Linked DNA regions of Homo sapiens: region 2 is linked to region 1. A link is an interaction called in ENCODE POLR2A ChIA-PET data of the cell type or tissue named here. Cell type or tissue: OCI-LY7. All regions are shown on one strand. Each heading gives the region's core, and the rest is flanking DNA. Links, peaks and the distances in the headings are about the cores only.

What was found. ChIA-PET counts read pairs that join two places held together with the same protein. Peaks named below come from ENCODE experiments on the same cell type or tissue, not always from the same donor. Only the 100,000 strongest peaks of a DNase experiment are listed, where the experiment ranks them.
Region 2: POLR2A ChIA-PET joins it to region 1 with 6 read pairs; 2 of 35 experiments call an interaction of 5 or more read pairs at or near these places.

Annotation. Positions count from the first base shown.
Region 1 is chr4:150,825,984-150,831,371 of GRCh38, reverse strand. LRBA (LPS responsive beige-like anchor protein) reads left to right here. Exons shown (of 57, transcript NM_001364905.1): 30 at 2,751-3,192. Among named protein-coding and RNA genes, the nearest start is that of LRBA, 190 kb to the left of the region's middle. In OCI-LY7, for the core only: no CTCF peak of the experiment used is centred there; no DNase peak of the experiment used is centred there.
Region 2 is chr4:150,680,093-150,685,480 of GRCh38, reverse strand. It overlaps LRBA (LPS responsive beige-like anchor protein), which reads left to right. Exons shown (of 57, transcript NM_001364905.1): 37 at 1,764-1,930. Among named protein-coding and RNA genes, the nearest start is that of MAB21L2, 100 kb to the right of the region's middle. In OCI-LY7, for the core only: no CTCF peak of the experiment used is centred there; a DNase peak (open chromatin) is centred at 3,140; H3K4me3 peaks cover 410 bases; H3K27ac peaks cover 1,364 bases.

The DNA of each region.
Region 1 (5,388 bases), core at 72-5,071:
ATTCAATATCTACTGGATACTTGGGTATATATTCATGACTAAAACAAAACAAAAAATCTGTTTCCTTATGGAGCTTATATTCTAATGGGAGGAGATAGAAAATATCTACATGCTATAAGTAGATTGTGTAGTATTTTAGAAGGTGGTGAAAGTGCTAAAAAAAAAAAAAAAGAAAGTAATAAAGATGGTAAAAATATCAGGAATGACCAGGAGTAATTGGGTATGGATTTCTCTTTGAGGGAAATGAGAACTCATTGGAGGGTCTTGAGTACAGGAGTTACAATTTATGTTTTAAAAAGTACCTCTGGGCTGGGCTTGGTAGTTCACGCCAGTAATCCCAGCACTTTGGGAAGCCGAGGCAGCTGGATCACTTGAGGTCAGGAGTTGGAGACCATCCTGGCCAACATGGTAAAACCCTATCTCTACTAAAAATACAAAAAATTAGCCAGGCATGGTGGTGGGTGCCTGTAATCCCAGCTACTTAGGAAGCTGAGGCAGGAGAATCGCTTGAACTTGGGAGGCAGAGGTTGCAGTGAGCAGAGATCCCACCACAACAACTCCAGCCTGGGTGACAGAGTGAGACTCCGTTTCCAAAAAAAAAAAAAAAAAAAAAAGTAACTCTGTATTCTGTGTAGAGGATATAGCGTAGAGGGCAAGGATAATCAGTGTTTTTGGCTGGGTACTGCTGTTTAATACCTTACCCTGCACTTAGTGTCCTAAGACCATAACCATTTTAATCTTTCCTTCATGATTTCTTGAGTTAGATTTGGATAGGGCACGGTGGGCATGGTTTATCCCTGTTTCAGATGATGTTTGCTGGGTCTGGAAAATCTAAGATGACTTTTCTAATAGTATATATAGTGCCTCAGGTGGGATGGCTCCAAGAGCTGAGACTGACTGACTAAAACAGCTGAGCTGGGGTTGTGTGTCTGCAGCCTTGATACTTGTTCTCAACTGAGTTCCTGGTTTCCTTCATTAGTTTGGAGAGCATCTCTGTCTCCATATCGTCTCTCTACATGTTCTTTCCAGCAAGGTAGATCAGAAATAAGCCACACTTCTTACAGAGATGTTCAGAGATTCTGGGAATGCAAGAGCTGCCAGACCTTAAAACGTGGGCCAAATACTGGCCCACTGCTGCTTTTGCCAGATCCTGTGGGTTATTGTCAGTCAAGCCTAGTCCAGATTCAAGGGCTTGTCAAGGGATGCATACCAGGAGACATGGGGCAGTAGGATTATTAAAACAACCCTCTTCCACAACAGTTAGGAAGGAGGATATTGCAGTAATCAGTAATCCAGGCAAGAGGTTATGGTGGGTTGGATTAGGTTGGTAACTAGAGATGGTGAGAGGCAGTCAGATTCTGAATATGTTTTAGTGGTAGAAAAAACAGAATTTTAAAACATTAGGTGTGCATTTTGTGAATGAAAAAGGTAGTCAAAAATGATTACAAGGTACAGTGGAGTAGATTAAAGGTGAAAGAGATTTTCAGGGAAAGATAAAAAGAGAAGAAATTCAGTTTTCAGCATGTTGAGTTTGAGAGGTTTTTTTAGACATGTAAGATAAGTTGTAGGGTAGCAGTTATATTTAATAGTTTGAGTTTTTTGGTGGGGAAATATAGTGGTATTTAAAACTTGGAGAATGAATGATACCACGAAGGGACTAAATGCAGACAGAGAACATAAGAGGAACAAGGACTGAACCTTGTGTCCCTCCAACTTAAGAAATCAGGGAGAAAAAGAGGTGAAGGATGTTAAGAAGGAACAGTCAGTGAAGTAGTACAAGGAAAACAAAAAGAGAATGGTGTCCTGAAAGCCGAGGAAAGGAAGCATTGTCTAGTTGGAGGGAATAATCAGCTGTTGCTGTTATGTGAAGTCCTATTAGGACTGAACACTGACCATTGGAGTTAGCAAGATGCAGATTTTTTGGTGACCTTGATAAGACTATTTTTGCTAGAATGGGTTGAAACCCTGATTAAAGGGAGTGAGAATTAAAAGAGAGAAAAGGAGGTGTTCCTTGTTGAACTGGATTTTAAGGATCATTGAATTATTTATGCACGTAGAAGGGGTAACAAGTTTTCCAGCTGCAGTAACCATGTTTGAGGTAGAGCTTTTTATTTTATCCTAAAGATTGCGGACTTGGGCCAGGCATGGTGGTGCATGCCTATAATCCTAGCACTTTGGGAGGCCGAGGCAGGTAGATTGCTTGAGCTCAGGAGTTTGAGACCAGCCTGGGCAACATGGTGAAACCTCATCTCTACAAAAAAATAGAAAAATTAGCCAGACGTGGTAGCACATACCTGTAGTCTCAGCTACTTGAGAGGCTTAGGTGGGAGGATCGCCTGAGCCCAGGAGGTCAAGGCTGCAGTGAGCCTAGGTCACACCACTGCACTTCAGCCTGGGCAACAGACTGACACACACACACACACACACACACACACACACACACACACACCCCCAAAAAAGATTATAGACTTTTTCTTACAGGCCAATGACTTTCAACCTTGTGTTGCTACCCATTACTTTAGATCATTTTTGCAAGTATTTTATTATTTATTTTATTATACCATCTGTCTTGATAATAGGTGCACCCACTCAGTACATTCTGTAGAATACGTAATTAGTTTTTGCTTTTTTAGAACATGATGTATTTCATAATTCAAAACAGTAGATAGCTATTAAAACAGAATATACCTTTTAAAAATTAGTTCTAAACTTTTGTTTGTTTATTTCTTGTGTTTCTGGGTATGATATAGAAATCACACCAGCAGCATTCAGCACTTTAACTACGGCATCAGTGGAAGAATCTGAAAGCACATCATCTGCTCGAAGGAGGGACTCAGGCATTGGGGAAGAAACAGCCACTGGTTTAGGAAGCCATGTGGAAGTAACTCCTCACACAGCACCTCCTGGTGTCAGTGCAGGCCCAGATGCAATCAGCGAGGTGCTATCTACTCTTTCTTTAGAAGTCAATAAGTCTCCGGAAACCAAAAATGATAGAGGAAATGACTTGGACACTAAGGCTACACCGTCAGTTTCAGTTTCAAAAAACGTCAATGTGAAAGACATTCTCCGAAGCTTGGTTAACATACCAGCAGATGGAGTCACAGTGGATCCTGCCCTTCTGCCACCAGCCTGCCTTGGAGCCCTTGGTGATCTATCTGTGGAACAACCCGTGCAGTTCAGATCTTTTGACAGGTACTGATAATAGTTTTTCGTTTTGGTATGTTTCTACATCTGACCCTTGAACAACATGGGGGTTAGGGATGATGACGCCCTGTGTAGCCGAAAATCCACATATAACTTTTCACTCCCTCAGAACTTAACTACCAATAGCTTATGTTGATCAGAAACTTTACTGATAACATAAACAGTTGATTCACACATATTTTGATTGTTATATGTATTATATACTGTAATCTTACAGTAAGGTAAGCTAGAAAAAAAGAACATGTTATTAAGAAAATCATAAGGAAGGCCAGGTGCAGTGGCTCACATCTGTAATCCCAGCATTTTGGGAGGTTGAAGTGTGTGGATCACCTGAGGTCAGGAGTTCGAGACCAGCCTGACCAACATGGTGAAACCCAGTCTCTACTAAAAATACAAAAATTAGCTGGGCATGGTGGGGTGTGCCTGTAATCCAGGCTACTCCAGAGGCTGAGGCAGGAGAATCGCTTGAACCCAGGAGGGGCAGTGGTTGCAATGAGCTGAGATCGCACCATTGCACTCCAGCCTGGGCAAGAAGAGCGAAACTCTGTCTAAAAAAAAAAAAAGAAAAAAAAAGAAATCATAAGGAAGAAAAAAATATATTACTGTTCATCAGGTGAAGCGAATCATCATAAAGATCTTCATCTTTCTTGTCTTCATGTTGAGTATGCTGAGGAGGAGGAAGAGAAGAGGTTGATTTTAGTATCTCAGGGGCAGTTGAGGTAGCAGAGTTGGAGAAAGTGAAAGGGGAAGCAGGAGAGGCAGACACACTTGGTGTAAATTTACAGAAATGCACTGGAATTTCTTTCTGACCTTTTTGCTTTTTTATTTGTCTAAAAATGTTTCTATGTGGTACAAACCCTTCTTTCACCATTTGCTTTAGTTTCAGTGCCTGTATCATAGAAGGGTGAATGTCATAAAAGAAGTTAAAAGCAGTCTTGAATCATTAGAACCCTTCTGCCAGATTGTCTAATGTCAGTTCATTTTCTGGTACTGCTTCTTCTATGTCTTCCTCATCTAATAGTGGTTTGGATGTTCTTGTCTCCGTCAAATTGTTTTCCCTCTGTTGATCCTTCTGTTCTTGTGGTATCTGTTAGTTCTTGAATTTCTCTGAGATTCATATCTTGAAACCCTTCACCCCTCACCTTTTTGTCATATCTATAGTCTCTCATGATTTCCTTGATTAGTTCTGTCAGAAATCCTGTGGAGTCATGCACAACACCTAGAAACACAGTCTTCTCTAGGAGGAATTTATTGTTTCAAACTTGATGGTTTCCACAGCTTTTTCTGTAACAGTGATCCTCAGTGGTATAATCCTTCTAGACTTTCACGATGTTCTGTTGGGTTCTCTTCCATAGTGTTGACAGTTGTTTCCTAAGAATGCCATGTGTAATGAACCATAAAGGTCCTTGTGACCTCCTGTTCTAGAGGCTGAATTAGAGAAGTTGCGTTTGAGGGCAGTTAGACCACTTCAACACCCTCAGTGTTGAACTCATGAAGCTCTGGGTGGTCAGGAGCATTGTCCAATTGTAAAAGAACTTTAAAAGTTAATCTCTTACTGATAAGGTACTTCCTGACTTTAGGGACAAAGTATCAATAGAACCAATCCAGAAAAAGGATTCTTTTTGTCCAGGCCTTCTTGTACAACCAACAGACTTGCAGCTGGTGTTTGTGTTTTCCTTTCAAGGCTCAGGGGTTAGCAGCTTTATATTAATAGATAAGGGCAGTCATGATCATAAACCCAACTGCATTTGCACAAAACAGTAGAGTTAGCCTATCTCTTCCTGCCATAAATCCTAGTGCTCACTTCTCTTCCTTGCTAATAAATATCCTTTGTGGCTTCCCCCCCATCCCAAATAGGTTACGTTTGTCTGCATTAAAAACCTGACTGGGCTGGTCCTTTCTTCTAAATGATTTTCTTGATGTCTAGGAACTCATCTGTTGCCTCTTGGTTGGCAGAAGCTGCTTCTCCTGTTATCTTGATCATCCTTTGCTGGCATTAAATCTAGCCTTAGATTCTTTTTTACTTAAATTTGACATATAATGACTTCAGTTTTTCTCAAATCATGTTAGAGTCTATAGGTATGCCTTTCTTATAACAATCCTGTACCCACATAAAAGCTGCATTTTCAGTGCAAGATAAAGATATTTCACAAAAAGTGCAAGTTTTTTTTGTTTTGTTTTTTT
Region 2 (5,388 bases), core at 63-5,062, 150 kb after region 1:
CCAGCCTGGGCGACAGAGCAAGACTGTCTCAAAAAAAAAAAAAAAAAAAAAAAAAAAAAATATATATATATATATATATATATATATATATATTTGATTCCTTATGCATGTACATATACACCATGCAAAGGATGAATTGCTTTTGGTGTAAGGAACAAAAAAAACCAATTTTTTTGGATGTTTTTACTGGTTTACAATGAGCAGGAGTTTATTGGCTCTTAAAAAAAAATCTTTAAAAAGTCTCATAGGGGTTGGCTGGTCTTGAGAATTTGATTGATCTGGAAGTTCATGATTCTGGAGTGAGCTCTGTTTTTCTACAATTTTCATAGTTCTGCTCTCATTTTGGCCATATCTTCAGGCCAGCTTCCCTCATGGTACAGAGAGCTTCCAATACTCCTAGAATTTGCTGCTTCTTTTACACCTTGAGAGGAAGGAGGGAACCAACTGTCCAACTAAATCTTGAACTTTGCCCTACCTGTACCAGTTACATCAAGTGTCCTTCCCTAATCCAGTTTGCCAGTGTGGGTGTGATTATTACGATTGGTTCAGGACAATCAGGACTCCTATTTGTTGCTGGGGTGGTGGTGGGAGTAGTGCGTGGCAGCAATCTATCGAAACTGGTATACTGTAGGAGAGGCAAGCATCCACAATGCATATTCCGTATGTAAACTAGAAATATTTATCCCAACATCAAGTTTATGTTACTTATCTATCAAAGGATATGTGTGTGGGGGTGGGGGAGAGGACTCCAGTAGACACTGAATAGAACAAAGGACCAAGTCTACATCCATCTTTGTTTTCTTATTTTAAACAATGCCTTAACTACAGTATCATAAACATGACACCACAAGTATCCGAATTCCAAAAGAAGAGAAATAAGCATTTTGGAGACTAGCAATTATAGTGTATCTGATTACTGACAAATAATTCTAAGGTGTTTTTTGGTAAAATTGATGATATCTAAGACAGTACTTTTCAGACTTTGATGTATATAAATTGCCTGGGAATTAAAATTCAAACACAAAATGAATAGATTTGGGGTGGGGCCTGAGACTCTGCATTTGAAATAAGATCCCAGGCAATCCCAGAGCTCTTGGTACATTTTGCTAGGACTTAAAAGACCAAACAGTTTCATGTTCTAAAGGTATTTAGAACTAGCTCAATTTACTATTGTAAGCTGCTATTGTCTCTTTTCTGGCCCTGTGCAGTGGCCTCATAACTGCCAACTTCACTTCTCTTGTCCCACTACAATCCATTCTCTAAATAGCAGCTATATGATCATTTTAATATGTAAATTTATCACTTCACTGCGTAAAACTTTCCTCTGGGATTCCATTACATTTGAATAAAATCTAAACTCCTTACCATAATACAAATGATGTAGCCCTGGCCTGCCTTTTGAAAATTATTTCTTAACCATTATTCTCCTTATTCACTATGTCTCAAGTCCTTTGCAACTTCACTTCATGCTGTTTGTCGTGCTGGGCCCCTGCTTCTTACAAGACTGTCTTTGTCTCATTGTTCAGGTCTCTACTTGAATGTTTACCACTTCTGAGTGTATCTCATGATTGACTTCACAGAAGTAAATTCTTGTGGGATGTTTTATTGAGACAGCAGATCACTAAATCTCAGTTAGGTGAATGAGGAATGTAAAAGTAGATTTAAAATTTTGGTTGTTTTGATTTAGGGTAAAGATTATTTCATAATGGATTTTAAAGGTTTTTTTCACATTTTTTATAGTATTATTTTTTTTTCTCTCCAAGTCACTGTGTGCCCAGTATTCTGCAGACAAACGAGAAGATGAGAAGATGTGTGATCATTTGATAAGAGCAGCAAAATATCGTGACCACGTGACAGCAACTCAACTAATCCAGAAAATTATCAACATTCTCACAGACAAGCATGGAGCCTGGGGAAATTCTGCAGTGAGGTAAAGGGATACCTTTAGGATTTGGCCACTGATTTTCTGTAGATGGCTTAGGTTTAGATAAATGACTTTGGATATGATCAAAGCCAGATGAAGAAGAGAGTAATTTAATTTTGTCTTTCATCATCTCTATGAATTTAAAGCCAAAGGGAAGGAGAAAATCAGTATGGGTACAATTATGGATCTTTATAGATCCATATTTATCCAATCAGTATGTGTACAATTATGGATCTTTGTAGATCAGTTTCCTCAACTACTTCCAAAATCATATTTGCTTTATCTACTTACTCCTTTTGAAATGAATTCTTAAGGGAAGCAGTTAAACTATCTTACTATCTACACTTATAGCCAAATTTTTACGTATATAACATTTTATTTTAAAAAACTATGCTCTTTTTATATTTTTTAGTTATTTGAAAGTAACCATATTTTCAAAGTATAATTTTGAAAATACAATAAAATGATTTTTTTTCTTATGTTGCAAATTTCAGGACTGTGATGATAAACTTGGTTAAATGCCTTCTTTAAAGTTTTACTCAATATATCTACCTTCTTTTAAGATAGCCAAACTGGACATGCTGTTGTTGATTTTACTTTATAGAAATTAATTAAATTGCCTTTAAGACTAAGGAACTTGGACAAATTATATATCCTCCATGAAATATTTTATGCTACAAATTTCAGGAACATGTGTTGACTCTTTTAAGTAAAGTTAATGACAGAAAGTTTTTATTTTGCTATTAGAAAACATTATATTTTAATTTCTAATTTTTGACCAACTTTTTCTAGAAGACAACAAAAACAAAAATAGTAAATTACTTGTATATTATATAAGAGTGTAATTTGCTTCCATTTGTGTTTTAATCAACTTATGTGTCTATCAGACATCAAAATCCAGTGTTAGAAATTTTCCAGTATAAAGAAAAAAATTTTAACTTTTAGAAAAGTAAACTTCAAAAATTTGCATTGAAAGCTATTTGTATAAAGTATTCACTAATATAGAATAAATGTAGCGTGTGATATTTATTACAAAGAATATTTGCATATAATGAATTATATTTCTGGGTACCTAATTTTTGATATTCAGAGAAAGAAAGGCAAGTCAAGGTCTTGAGATCAAAAGGACAGCCAACAGGAACCATGTTTGTTTGTTTGTTTTAATGTTATTTCAGTTGATCTGCAGGTGCAAGAGTGGTTATGGAAATAACATCTATTCATGGGTCAGTGATCTCTGGTGCCTTATCTTGCAACATCTAAAAGCCCATGGCGAGGAGAATGGAGGAGTGTTGTATTGAGGGTTTTAGAGTTTCAAAGTGCTTTATTATTACAGATTTGATATCATTTTGACATCAGATACTGAATGAATTAGGATATTACTCTGATGCATAGTGCCTGACACACAGTAGGAACCCAATGTGCATTTGTTGAATCTTTTTAAAAAGTTATTCTTTTCACCCAAAAGGTTTTGCAGTTTTAAAATAAACACATTTAGATAACTTATGTCAAGCGTTTCATGGGTTATTTTGATGGGATCAAAATTCTTTCTGTTGATAGCTGTACCTTTGTATAGCATAGTATATACATGTGGTATCAAAAGGAAAACATAGTTTTCCTGAAGTGATTTTGGTGTAATAAAATATCTTGGAGAGCTAAATGGACCATGAAATGTATTTATCTAGAAATAATTAGTGTTTCAGTAATAGAGTTGTTCTAAGGTATCAACTCTATTATTCATTAAGCCAGAAACAACTGAAATAAATTTTGAAATTTTAATATTTCTGCAAGTCCACAGAACAAAATATCTCTTACTTTTTCCTCTCAAATGAAAATAGCTGTCAAATTATTAGCTTTCTAATGTGTACATTTTAAATTCAGAACAACAAGAAAGGATGTACCATCACAAAATGGACATGATTAAATTAATATTTTCCTCTCTATAAATCTCATCTTACATTAAAAAACAATATGTAACAAAGCACATTGCCTGTATGTTCATATTTCTTTGTCATTATATTTAGTTCTGTATCATATTCAACTGTTACTTATTTAGAATACCTGGTTTCTCCCTAATGCATTTTTAAAAATTATCTTTAAATAGTCCTTTTCAATATTAATTCCCAATAATGTGAAGTGTGGATCTTAATGTTCCTTTTAAGGTCCATGTAAGAAAATGTAGCTGACAAAAATGTATGCTGGCTCACCATACTTTGACAGTGGTTAACTATTCTCTGATTTCCCTTGTATGAGGCTTGCATAATCAGCTTGTAAATTATGGACATGGTTGTAATAAATGGGAATAACACAGTGTACTTTGTTCTTCACTTAGCATAATTCTAGAAAACATAAATGGCATTAGAGAGAAATCAGAGTCATACTGTAGCTGTAATGCATTTAACTATGCTAAGCCTGCTAAAAGAAATATGCACAATGAGCAAAATTCTAGTGAAGAGGATTAAATTAAGTATAATTTCTTTGCATTTTATCTAAAGAATTATAGTAGCATTTTGTCTTTTAACTCAATCATATTAGAATATTTAGAAATTTCATTTGTGGCATTTTTTTTATTTTGACCCTCCTTTGGAATCCACGTAATTTGCTTGTAGCCATGGTTATGTAGGCCTGATACTTTCCCATTAATGTCATTTATTTTGTTTCACTATTGATGGCTTTTCTAATGCCACACGATCAGTGGGCTGCAATGCTGGCAGCTGGCCTGGGATCGGCAGTGGTTTTAATAAATCACAATCAGACCCATGCCATTACATCAATATTTTTAGTCAATTATAGAGAAGGTCAGGTGCTACATTCAGTATAGGAGCCTCAGCATGTGGCATTTGAGAAACATCTGGTCCTGCGACAAAACTGCAAGCCGGGGAAAAAAGAATCCAATTTATCCCATCTAAAGAGACCAAATGAAATCTGCTGCTTTATGGATAACACAATGATGATTATAGCCATTTTGAACATGTTATAGTTGGTAGACTTAATACCCTTTATAAAGACATATTCCCAAAAGTTTCCATTCAATAAAAACTGAAAATGAAAATATTATTTTCTCAGAGGCAGATGGGAATTGTTGTTTCCTCACAGCAGGCATCTAATATCTTTTGACACCTAGTGACCTGCCTGAATGCAATTTGTGTCTTAATATCTCGCTTACACCAGCTTTTGCCATGAGAGTTCTTTCTCTCTCTCTCTTTTTTCTTTGATGCCTAGACTATTGCATTGGTAAGTAAAGGAAAGTATTCCTCCCTTGGAGCTCTGATAACTGTGCCCTTTACTGTCATTGCATTTTTTCAAATGCTTAGAGATTTCAGGAAATAATGGGACAGACAAGTACCTGTTCATCCATACATTACTGTCACCTGGAGTGAGGCTCAGGTGAAAACTGAGAGAGCTTGATAAGAATAGTGGAATAAGCAAGAAAGAAGCCACAAATGAACAGAGTGGCAGAAGTAATT